Regions from separate parts of the Homo sapiens genome. Here regions 1 and 2 are each linked to region 3. A link is a contact called in ENCODE Hi-C or POLR2A ChIA-PET data. All regions are on one chromosome and are shown on one strand. The core of a region is the stretch at or near the end of the contact, and the rest is flanking DNA. Distances in the headings are between cores, read along the strand shown. Region 1 overlaps ITGA1 (integrin subunit alpha 1). Region 2 overlaps ITGA1 (integrin subunit alpha 1). Region 3 overlaps PELO-AS1 (PELO antisense RNA 1).

What was found. A loop is a pair of places that touch in the nucleus more often than their neighbours do. ChIA-PET counts read pairs that join two places held with the same protein, here RNA polymerase II (POLR2A). Pooled maps may share reads with other maps.
Region 1: a loop to region 3 is called in a pooled map, with 3 times the contacts of the local background. The contact joins two enhancer-like sites. A Hi-C loop is called at or near these places in 4 of 50 pooled maps. POLR2A ChIA-PET finds 5 or more read pairs at or near these places in 2 of 52 experiments (activated T-cell and naive thymus-derived CD4-positive, alpha-beta T cell).
Region 2: a loop to region 3 is called in a pooled map of left cardiac atrium, with 3 times the contacts of the local background. The contact joins two enhancer-like sites. A Hi-C loop is called at or near these places in 6 of 168 maps with a recorded cell type or tissue (GM23248, Panc1, chondrocyte and 3 more), 1 of 37 single-sample maps with no recorded cell type and 7 of 50 pooled maps. POLR2A ChIA-PET finds 5 or more read pairs at or near these places in 3 of 52 experiments (AG04449, PC-9 and T-cell).

The regions. Positions count from the first base shown.
Region 1 is chr5:52,946,453-52,950,405 of GRCh38, reverse strand. It overlaps ITGA1 (integrin subunit alpha 1), which reads right to left. Exons shown (of 29, transcript NM_181501.2): 28 at 2,945-3,061. ITGA2-AS1 (ITGA2 antisense RNA 1) reads left to right here. Exons shown (of 4, transcript NR_186583.1): 3 at 1,499-1,581. Among named protein-coding and RNA genes, the nearest start is that of ITGA2, 41 kb to the left of the region's middle. Within about 2 kb of position 1,724, at least 6 of the 41 ENCODE cell types and tissues checked have a DNase peak (open chromatin) inside an H3K27ac peak, as active enhancers do.
Region 2 is chr5:52,893,443-52,897,261 of GRCh38, reverse strand. It overlaps ITGA1 (integrin subunit alpha 1), which reads right to left. Exons shown (of 29, transcript NM_181501.2): 9 at 3,422-3,587. Among named protein-coding and RNA genes, the nearest start is that of ITGA2, 94 kb to the left of the region's middle. Within about 2 kb of position 1,969, at least 3 of the 41 ENCODE cell types and tissues checked have a DNase peak (open chromatin) inside an H3K27ac peak, as active enhancers do.
Region 3 is chr5:52,692,045-52,695,528 of GRCh38, reverse strand. The region is part of intron 2 of PELO-AS1 (PELO antisense RNA 1); the gene reads left to right. Among named protein-coding and RNA genes, the nearest start is that of ITGA1, 94 kb to the left of the region's middle. Within about 2 kb of position 2,042, at least 2 of the 41 ENCODE cell types and tissues checked have a DNase peak (open chromatin) inside an H3K27ac peak, as active enhancers do.

The DNA of each region.
Region 1 (3,953 bases), core at 475-2,974, 260 kb before region 3:
TGAATAAATTCATACTAATGTATAAAAGACTAAAAAGTGGTGAGACACCAGTCCCCATCCACACCCACCCAGAACATGTATATTGGATGAAGAATAAAGCTTTAGGATTAATAAATAAATCATCAGTTGAGGAACTTCAGGCATCATTATGACATCAAGTTAGGAGAGAGGAATGTTCTGAGTCTCTCATGGCTCCTGGTGTGCTGGCATCTCCCCCGGCATGTGGTACCACAGTTCAGGACAAGTTTCTCCACCTATTTAAACCTACGTCCCCTACAAGATTCCTCCCATCAATCATGAAGTGTATTAAGCAGCTACTAACACTTTGTCAAGCTTTAATTTTTGCCATGTGTATGATGAAGACAAAGATATAAAGACTGTGTCTTTTGAAAGTGAATCTCTGCTCTAAGAGAAACTTTTGGCCTGTCTCTTACACAGAGACTCAGACTTGGGAGTTCCAATGAACTCCAAACTGGTGGGATTCAGGAAAGGAAGGAAGAAGGGATAGTCCTGAGGTGTCTGATCCAGATCTAGTTAGAATAAAAAAGATGTCTGGGATAAGAGTAGCTCTTCTGAACCTACTGCAACTGAACTCATGCTTCAGGCAGCTTCCAACAGAACTTTAAAGTAGGGGGAAGTGGGATTAGCCTTCTTGATATAATGGAACTACCGAAAGTCTGAATCCAACCAGGGACCCTCATTCCAAAACCAAAGACAGTATTATGTGTTTAAGAGAGTTCATGACTCTCTTGAACAAAACCCAACTCCTGGAGCTCCAGAGTAAAGAGCCCTACCCTATAGCCTGCAGCAGTAGGATATATTGGAAAAAGAAAGAGCTCTGTAGATCATTCCTTGAATCCAGTCATTTACTAGCTAGTAATCATGGGAGAGTCACTTTACCTCCCTTTGCTTTAATGTCCTCAGGTGTAAAATGTAGTTAAAATACTTGGTCGAAAAGATTGTTGCAAGGACACCAGAGTGAATGGAAGCAAGAGAGAACACAGAGTGATAATAGTCAGTGGTTTTGGCACAGAATTCAGATCCTTACTCTGAATCTCACTATGTGTCTTTGGGAAATATACTTAAATTTTATGTTCTTCACTTAAAAGAGGAGGTTCATACGACCTCATAAGGTTGATATGAGTATTAAGTGGGAATGCTTAAAGCAGAAATGTTTAAAATAGCTCCCTGCACATAGTAAGCATTCGATAAGAGCTAGTTTCTTCCCTTCTACCTTAGAATCACAGTTCTGATTGCTGGGCCTCCCAATGAAGTGGCTGAACTATTTCTACCGGGTAAGACAGCCCAAAGTTTGTCAAATGATCTTCTTTTGGGCCTGCAATAATAATAATATTAATAATAACCTAAGAAGCTGTCAGAATGTATCAACACATCATTATCTGGATGAAACAATGAGCTTAGTTTTACATTTATGCTTTTTCAGACTACTGACTGAAAAATAGGTGACTGAAATTTCCTATTTGTTTGTCTGAAACAGAGGTACAAGGCCTGAAAGAACCTATCCAAATATCAGCTCTGGTTTTCCTCTTCTCCTGCCAGCGGTGTTCTAAAACCATAGAGGTAAGTGCAGTGCTGAGAACAGAAGACTATGCTGAAAAAAATCAACAGTAACACTCTCTATTAGAGGTGCATAGAAATGAAGAAACCACTTCCTATATTTCAAGTACAACCTTGACACCAATAAGCCAGGCCTTGGGTACCACAGTGTGGCAAAGCTAGGTATTACAGAGAGAACACTGATCCCTTATAAAGTAGAAGGAAGAGCTGGACATTGGCTATAGTGGAGAATTTTGTTTGGGGAACTTTGCTAGAGAAAAGCCATGGATTCTATTTACTGAATTAAATGCCACTGACCTACATCTGGCTTTGTTCACCATCTCCTCTGAGACTAAGCCCCTCAAAAGAGGAAGTGAGTCATAGGAGAGTAAGAAAGGATAGGAACAGTTGGTATTTCAGTGGGAGAGAAACTTGCTATTTAAACTATTTGATTAAATAATTATGTTGCTCAGGTAATAGAACAATTAATATGTAGCCACAACCTATATTTTTAACATAATTTAACTATTTAACAAAACAATAGGTAAAATCTAGGGGGATATTATGCTAGAATAAATGCTTATTTGATATTTAATTGAAAAAACATTCAACTCTGTATGGGATGTTATTCTCTATTCAACTTATCCCAAAAGCTGTCATCTCAATTCTACTTAATGTGAAAATTATACAGCTGCTAAGAGTTTTAAAAATCATGTCTATTTCAGCCTAAGCAAAACATTACATAAATATCCAGAGTTACTTGACACAAAATAGGTGGTTACTCACATTTACCACAGAATTTGAAATAGGAGTCTGTGAAACTTTAAGATCTCCCCTACATCAGCTGATCCCTTATCCTCCACTCAGGCACACAATTTATTACATAAAATGTGCCATATATATTTAAACATTAAAGAATTATTTGATATTTAAGACACATGGAGATGTGATTAAAACAAGGCTTATTTTAACCTTGAATCTACTGCTTATATATCCTTAAATTGACATAGGAATTCATTTTTTCTTTCTCTATAAAAGACAGTTTTCATTGTTCTCTGTTTATAAAAGAAATACATACTTATTATAAAATTTTAATTGTTACACATGTGAAAGTCCCCTATCATACTAAACTCTAGAAAGATACTTTTGTGAATTTTTGACTATTTCTAACTTAAAATAAGTTTTTTTTCCTTTACAAAAATTGGGTCAAGTTGTGTGCAGTGTTTGAAATACGCATTTTTCTTTTTTCTTTCCCTTAGTCATCATTTCAACGTTTGTTTCATTGCTGTAATAATACTATATTACATAGTCTGAATATATCAGAGCTTATTTCTCCAGTTTGCTGTTGATGATTGAAGTAGAGAGTCAAAGGAATTTTGGTGTTTACCTTCCACAGTGCTAAAATGAGCAGCATTAACAGCAACAATCCGGCAAAAGCACTCAGCAGGATGACCCATAATGGCACTCTGCCCGGTAGCCCATCTTTGGATATTTGAATAGCAAGCTGAAAATTATTAAACAAGATTGTTAACATAATAAACACCTATTAGAACTCCTGGAACATTGAGTTCTTGCAGGCTACAATTCTCTACCAGTGCATTAATCTCGTTACTATATAATGAGAAAACATTAGATTTACATTAGAAAATGCTCTTCATCTAGTCTAAATCTCTAACTATGTCAAATTTATTATTACCAAAAGGTATTTATAATATTATCCTTCTGAAATTTATACATAAAGGGTTAAATGTCAATGGATTGGAATGCTCAAGGGGAGGAGTGAATTTCTGTTTAACTCAGGGAGAACCAAAGTATTATGTGTGTTAAAGATTAATTAGTACACTACTGTATTATCACAATAGCATTAGTTTAGATTGGAATGTCGCAGTTTGTTGTCATAAGAACCTGAGAAAGTCTCCTTATTTTATTTCTAGTGTGCATAATTTTTTGTTTATAAATTGAAAGTATAATGCATACATGTCAAGTGTATGGGTAAGTGAATGTTTGCATATGTATTCACTCCCAGTGTGCTCTTCATTATACCACAATGTTTCTTCTACTTGACTTATCACTGGGTCCACATGTATAAATCAGGTTTTAACTGAAGCAAAGCTGTAAAATGGACCGCTTTTAGTGTTCCAGCTACTCAAGCTCTCTCAGGGTGGCACTCAAACCTCAATGAAACCTATCTGCTCTGTGTCTCATCCCTGGGGGATTTGAAAAAAATTAATTTAGGGTAGATATCAATGGCTAGTAATAGTTCAAGCCCTGTATTTGCCTTTAACAGTAACACCTCAATTTCTTTACCTAGAGGGAAGATTAGGGTAGAAAAAGAAACTAACAGGGGAGAGATTTGTATATGCATGATACTAATCAAAACCTCTCAAATCACTCCA
Region 2 (3,819 bases), core at 720-3,219, 200 kb before region 3:
GTCAAAGGGCTCATGTCTCAAATTCTTGTTCATTAGCAGCCCTGTCCTCGCCAGAGGGGTTGAGAAATCTCCATTCTTATACTGTAGCATGTTGTGGATCCTATGGTGCTTTGGGTCCACAAGGCTCAAGTTGGATGTACTACAGTAGGAAATTCCTGTCCAAATTCATGCCTTGGGAACCCTGCTGAGCCCTTAGGCTAAACTCCCTTAATATGTTATGGGACTGAAAAAAATTTCATTCACATATTTAAAGAGGTTTCTCAACTCCATCAGTCCCACCCATATTCAGGCCATAGATTCTGTCAGAATTTCATTGTGTGATAAAGGGTTTAGGTATTTTAGTATGCATTTATTTGCTCTAATTACTGGTGGTAAGTATCACTCACAGATCCAGAGGGGTCTTTGTGATAGGGCTGCCCACATGCCATTCAATCATACATTTTTAAAAGATCCTGTACCCATTTTGAAGCTCTTTACTGAAATGCAGAGATAATTCAGAGCATTCCATGGCAGTCTGCTACTCTCAAATTATTCTCAAAATATTCACAAACCCAAAGCCACAATTTCCTGAGGGAATTGATGGAATGTTGATTTATTTGCTTGCACTAGGGGTTACTGATTTATTTGGCCTTGCAGATAAGTTAAAAATAGCACTTAAGAAAGTCAGTCTGCCCTTTCGTTGAGGCAAGAGAATAATCAAATTTGTGAATGTAACTATTTGTTAGTTATTTACATGGATAAAATTGTGAACAAATACATCAGTAATTACCTTTGTAGGACTAGATTAGACGCGGCAGTGAAGAATTCAAATATATCATTTTAATCTCTTGTGTGAATTGCCCTGTAATTTAAATGACTGAGATGCATTTTAACTTTAATTTAAACATGTATTTTCAGTCCACAATGCTTTCAGGTGTTTTCTCACTTATCTGCAAGATCAATAAGAATGCAGCAACGGAAACCTGCATTATTTTCAGCACCTGCCCTGCCGCTATTCTGCCTTCAGCTGAGAACAGACAGAAGGACGCTATGTGATGTTCTTCCTGCTGCAGTGGCATCATGGTAATAGACCACTATATTCTCCTGGGCTTCTTGCTTCAAACTTCTCCCTGGACTGTTCATGGGTGTTTGGGCCAGCCACTCTAACCACTGTGCAGCCTCTGGTTAGAAATGTTGGCATTTTCTCCCAGTGCTCAACGGGAAATGGAGACAGTAGACTATTTTCTGATGTACTAAGCAAGTCCTTGGCATACTTGCCTCAATAGATGGCACTGTCCTTGGCAAACAGAAATTTCATAATCACAGCTACTTGTCATCTTAAGATACATGTTGACAGGAAATGGAGATTTCCCGAGCAACAAAGAAATAAAGCCTTTTTAAATATCTCATGAAAAAAATAAGAAATAGTCTAGTCAAAACACTGCTTTTGGTGTAGTGTAGCAACAAAGATGATATAGAAGACATTTGTAATCTGTAAAGTTCCTTATAAAATGATGTCATATTTAAATATAGAGACTTCTTGGAGTGTTTGGGCTCTTCAACCTGTCACCTTTAATCCATGGTGTAGTTAGGTTAGAAATAATCTGAAATGTCATTTCAGGCAATTGATCTCCCCCTCCCCTAGCTGAAGTGGGCTTCATTTTTGCCAGTTTTAGGTTACTTGCTTACTTAAAAGGAGATTTAGAAATGACACTGTATTCTGTTGAACTATCAAATGTAACTATGTAACTTTTCTTTTAAATTATTTTTACAGATTGTTTCTATCATATCTTAGCCCATGTTATTAAAAATTAAAAGTACACAATTAGTTGGAAGACCTTATGTATTTTCCTTAAGGCCAGCCAAGCTCATAATCTGGTTTATTGGTAAATGACACCGGGAGAGCTGTTGAGAGACCAAAGCCACTTAAAAATGACTTGTACACAGAGCACAAGACAGCTGAGTTCTTCAGAAGCAGCTGGGACTCCAGACTCATAAACAATTAGAGTGTTCTGTTTCTAAAGGCACAGGGGAAAGAGGCCAGGGGAAAAGGGAGGCACAGAAATTCAGTCTGGCTGGCCTGTAGATTCCTATCACCTCTAAATCAAATGTTCTAAGTACGGATTGTGACCCAGTCATGAAATCAACAGACTGAGTATAGCCAGCATTTTTTTTTCATTGAAAGAGATTAGGGTAGAATGGAATTGATGAGAAACCATCACAGTGCATCACATGTAATAAGAATTATCTTGTGAAACTTTGCCTTATTTTTATATGTATATATTTATGTGCACTGGGTCAAAAAGCAAAATGTAGTTATTATCGTGAGTCACACTCAAAAAAAGTTTGAAAGCCATAACTCTAAATAATTATCTTTCCTTTCTGTACATTTTCATATTCTAATTTTTCTGCATTTTCCCAGCCCCTTGACGCTCAATCAAAATGGTCTACTTTTTTTCAGTTGTGTCTCATTCCCATTTTGTCTTTCTGTTTCCTATTATCAATCAAATCAGGGAAACTGAGAAAGTGCTTTTAAATTTCTATTGTTAAGATGTAGAAACAACAGTCTTTCAGTGTGTCCTCACAAGGACAGGGTCAACTGGATTTGGATGTAGCCTAAGGGGAAAAGAATTCTCTGGTGGTTTCTCTCCCTAGTTGGAGAAAAGGCGCATGTTCCCTGAGACTAGAGATCATCAAAGAATGTGAAGAAAGAAGCTTTGCCAGTTTGCCTGGCATAACAATTCTGAAGACTTTTTTTTTTTGTTTTTTAGGAAAGATCGAGTTCCAAAGTAATTAGCTACTTGACATCCTCTACCTAAGGCAGAATAGGGAATGCCATAACTCGTTATCCTCAACAGCCAGTCACCATTGAAAACTCAAGGAAAAATCTGCAAAGAAGTAACATGATTTAGACAAATACAGTGAACCAATGTTTCATTGCCATGGATTTTAAGGCAAATTTCCATGAAGACCTTTAAAATGGGCAAGGAGCAAAATACAGAGAAAATAAGTGAACAAAGAAGTTATTGCATAAGAGCACTCTTGTAGTAGCTCAATATGAAATGAAGAAACAAACAAACAAAAAAAACCCAAACCAGAGGTAGTACCCTCATTTTCCAAATCTATGTAACAGAAAAGGAACAAAGCACATGGAAACATTTTTGTCCTGGCACATCTACATTGACCATTGTCTTCATCGGCTGTCCCATCAGCACTGCCCTACCATGCCCTTACAAAGAGAGTCTCTAGCAGACACAGTGTTGTGAGAAACAGCCATCTTAATGGCAGATTTATATAAAAGAGCATTGTTCCATGCTAGATATTGTACACAGTAAAAAAAAAAAAAAAGTATTACTGATGTATTAGGAATAAATACAAAAATCCCATTATACTGATTTTGAATTGCAGAGAGAACATGCAGCAATAAGATAAATAGACATACCTTCCAGGGCAAATATTCTTTCTCCCAGAGTTTTAACAATGGTGACTAGAGCCAATTCATCAGAGACATTGAAGAAATGCTTTTCAGTGGGTTCACTTGCAATTGATTTTATTTCCTCCACAAATTTTTCAGTGCTTAAATTTCCTCGGTTATAGCTGCCAAGAATCTAAGACACAACAGAAACAGCAAGAATATATTTTAAATTCTATGTGTTAAATAAAGGATCTCAAGCATTTTGTCAGTAAACAACAGTGTAGAGTACCTTAGCATAATGGAATTTTTATGTACTTTCATATTTATGGAAGAGTGATTTTCAAAATTTGTAGACTCCCTAATATTAACTGTTATATAAACACCACAATTGGTGTAGAAAAATATAAAGGGCAATTTTGTATGTC
Region 3 (3,484 bases), core at 793-3,292:
TGTTACTGGGATTTTCCAGCCGTCATCAGGCTAGAATTGTGGGAAAAATGAGAAATGAAAAGAAGCAGAGCTGCTGCATAAAATGCGGCCAGGGTTGTGATATTAGGAGACATCTGAGAGGGACACAGTGGATCACGGCTTCCAGCCTATTCCAAAATCAATAAAAGAGAAAGCATTTAGAATAGGGACTTACAGATTTAAAAAGAAAAAAGGAAGCCAGTAGAGGTTGGAGGAGTAAAGGATGATGCGAAACAGCACTGAGAAAGGAGATGAAGGAAGGTGAAATGAAAAAGGAACCTGCAAATCTTCTTCGAGAACATTTTGCCTCATCAAGCAGTCATAAATTTGTGTCTTTTAATATGTTCTGTCTGGTTATCTTTATCAATTTTACTTTATTACAGCCTTTCTGGTAGTTATTGCATCCACCTCGGCGAATGAGGGCTGAAAAGTGTTCCACATGAAATATTCATTGGGTTTATAGCTTTAACCTTTAAAGTAAAAGCCGAAGTAAAAAACTTGAATAAAAAGAGTTTTAGTGTCCATTTTATGTCTGTGAGAGCCTAGTGAAAGGAGAAAGGGAGAGGAAGCTAACAGGGAGGAACGGTATGGAAAAATCTTGAAGCAAAGACAACTTTTAAATGGCAAGTCTAAGGATATGGGGGAAAAAAAGTGAAAGAGACAAAAGAATCTGAAGAATTGAAAATTGTTAGGATGAAGCCAAGATGTGACTTCAGCGGTCCAGTGTGGGAAATTGCTGTTAAAGGAAATGGAGAGTTTCAAGGACTTTTGTCTGAGTTGGGGAGAGTAGCCCCTTGGCTTCATTCCCCAGGAAGCATGGCAGTTATGAGAAGAACCTGGCAAGGAAGGCCTCAAGAAGGGCAGGATTCACTTGAATTAGCAGGATAATTATAGTAAAGTAGAAGATGCCTCCGTGGAGTATCTGCTCTGTACCACACACTTCACATAAGTTACTTAGTTTACTTCTCACAAACAGGCATCGTTTACCCCATTCTACAAATATGGAAACCAAGACTTTTAAGTGACTTGTCCAGGGTAATAATGTCAAGCAGAGAAATTGAGATACATCTCTCTTCAGAGCCCAGGTTGCTGCTCCCCACCTAACCTCCCAATGGAATCTTCCACTGTTTGACATGTAAAGCAGTTGGCAGTGACCACCCTCCCCTCACACCACTCCCCTGCTGCCAGTTTTGAATTAGAAGCAAGCAAAGTGCTCCAGAAAAAGGCACTCTAAGTGGGTTACATAAAATGCAATAAGCAAGCTACAGCCTAGTATCTATCAGTTCAAGAAGAAAGAAAATGCCAAGGCAAAAGTGAACTTTTTTCTGAGGTCATTTAGGCTTTGACACAATGGGTTACTCTAAACAGTAGTTCTCAGCATTTTCAACCTTGGCTTCACATTGGAAATCCTGGGGAGCTTTAAAAAAATCCTCATGCCTGGGTTCTACCCTAGAGACTCTGAATTTACTGGTCTGGGAATGTTTTCCTTCGGAAGTTTTCATTGGAACTCCCCCAGGTGCTTATAATATGTGGCAAATTCAAGAACCATTGCTCTACAAGTTGAATCAAATAATGAGGCATGTCCACTCCAGCCTCCAAACAAATGGCATTCATCTTTGCATCCCCCTGTTAGTCTAGTGTCTCATGTACAATAGATGCTTAATTATGCTATGCATAATAGATGCTTAATAAATGTTTGGAGAATTAACTTGATGAACAGCAGAAGACATATATGTATAGCTCTGGTCTTTTGTTATCTGGGTATCCCCTTCGTGCCTTCAAATCTTCAATATTCATGGGTAAGTTTTATGTGTCTTTCTAGCACAAATAAGCCTCAGCAGAGCTGGGTAGCCATAACTTTCTCAGTCAAAAGATATTTGTGTTGTTTCATCTGTTGTTAGTGTACTCCTTTTGTGTACAACACTGATGCTAAAAACACTATGGGATTCCCCAAAAATCTTCTCTGCTTCCCTGTGGAAAGCACCACACCTCAGTCAAATACTAATTCCTTCAGGGAAGCTGACCTCTGGTGGCCAGACAGGCAGCACAGTGTGGCTGTTAAGAGCATGGACCTGAAATCAAGACATCTTGAATTCAAACCTAAGCTCTGTTGTTTATTGCATACCTGTGTAACTCAATTTCCTCATTTGTACCATAACTTGAGAGGGGACTCATACCTACTTTACAGCAATGTGGTGAGGTTCAAATGAGTTTGTGTATGTGAAGAACCTGGTACCTGGTTAGTGCCATAAAATTGTGTACCACTATTACAGGGAGAATGCTTTTATTAAAATGAATTTCTGAAATTGTCTATAAGCATCAACAATTTAGAAGAGAACATTTTTTAGCAGATGTTAACTACCTGGTAGAATTTACAGGAATATGCTACAGAGGTTTTCAGGTGTTGCTCAGAAGGGGCATGGGATGGGCGGTAGGGATGGCTTTGGTGCCACTATTTGCTCTTTGCCTGGTCTAGTGTACATTGAAGCCAGTGAGGTTTCACTGTACTCAATATATGGCCAAGATCCATGTGAATAAAACACACAATGTCTTATTATGATATCAGGAGTAATACAAAAGGCTGGACATGTTATTCATTCTTTGGTCACTTGTTTCTTCTGTTATTCTCTTGCTTCCAAACAGAATAGGCAGCAAGGGCAGTAGACACAGCTTGTGCAGAAAAGTTGGTTGATTGTGCAACGGTTTTGAAGATCCTTACATTTCAGCTCTATTTCCTCAGGCAAGAGGATGAGTTGGGCTTTTAAAGGAGGAAGAATGGGAACAGACACATGTGTGCAAAGTATGTCAGGTGTGAAATCTATAATTCAGAAAAGCATCTAGGTTTGACTTCACAAAAACTTACTTGAATAGGAGAAAAGGATAATAAAAGCCAGGTTGCTGAAAGGTAATCTAAGGGGATAGAAATTATTTATAAGTGATATTGAACTTTAAAAGTTATACAACAAACCTTAATCTAAACAGCAAGTTACCTCTAATTGGGGTCCTGTTAGAAATCAGAATGAAACCATGTAAAGCTAATGTCTCACTTTATTTGGACTCTCAAGGAGATAATACATCAAATGATAGAATCTGAGGGTTGAGGATAGTTTATTTTGTGTTTCCAAGTGTGATTTTTCTGGATTTCAAAATGACTGCCTTGATATTTATTTTTTCTCCTGGGAAAGAAGGGAAAAAGCCTCTACTGCATTCCCACTGTCTAGAATATTAGCTGTTAAAATTCCTATTGGCTGACCTCATGAAAGAGGACACTGCATTTGACCAGCTCAGCTTTTATTCCCCCTTTCTCACTGTAGATGTTACTGTACAACACACTGAATATTGGATCAGTCTTTGAGAAGCACTGTAACATGACCTGCACAAAGAGACAAGTAATTCTATACTATTTTCTTCCAAGCTCAAGTTGGCACAGATAAAATTCCTGTGCATTAATTTATAATTAAAACTT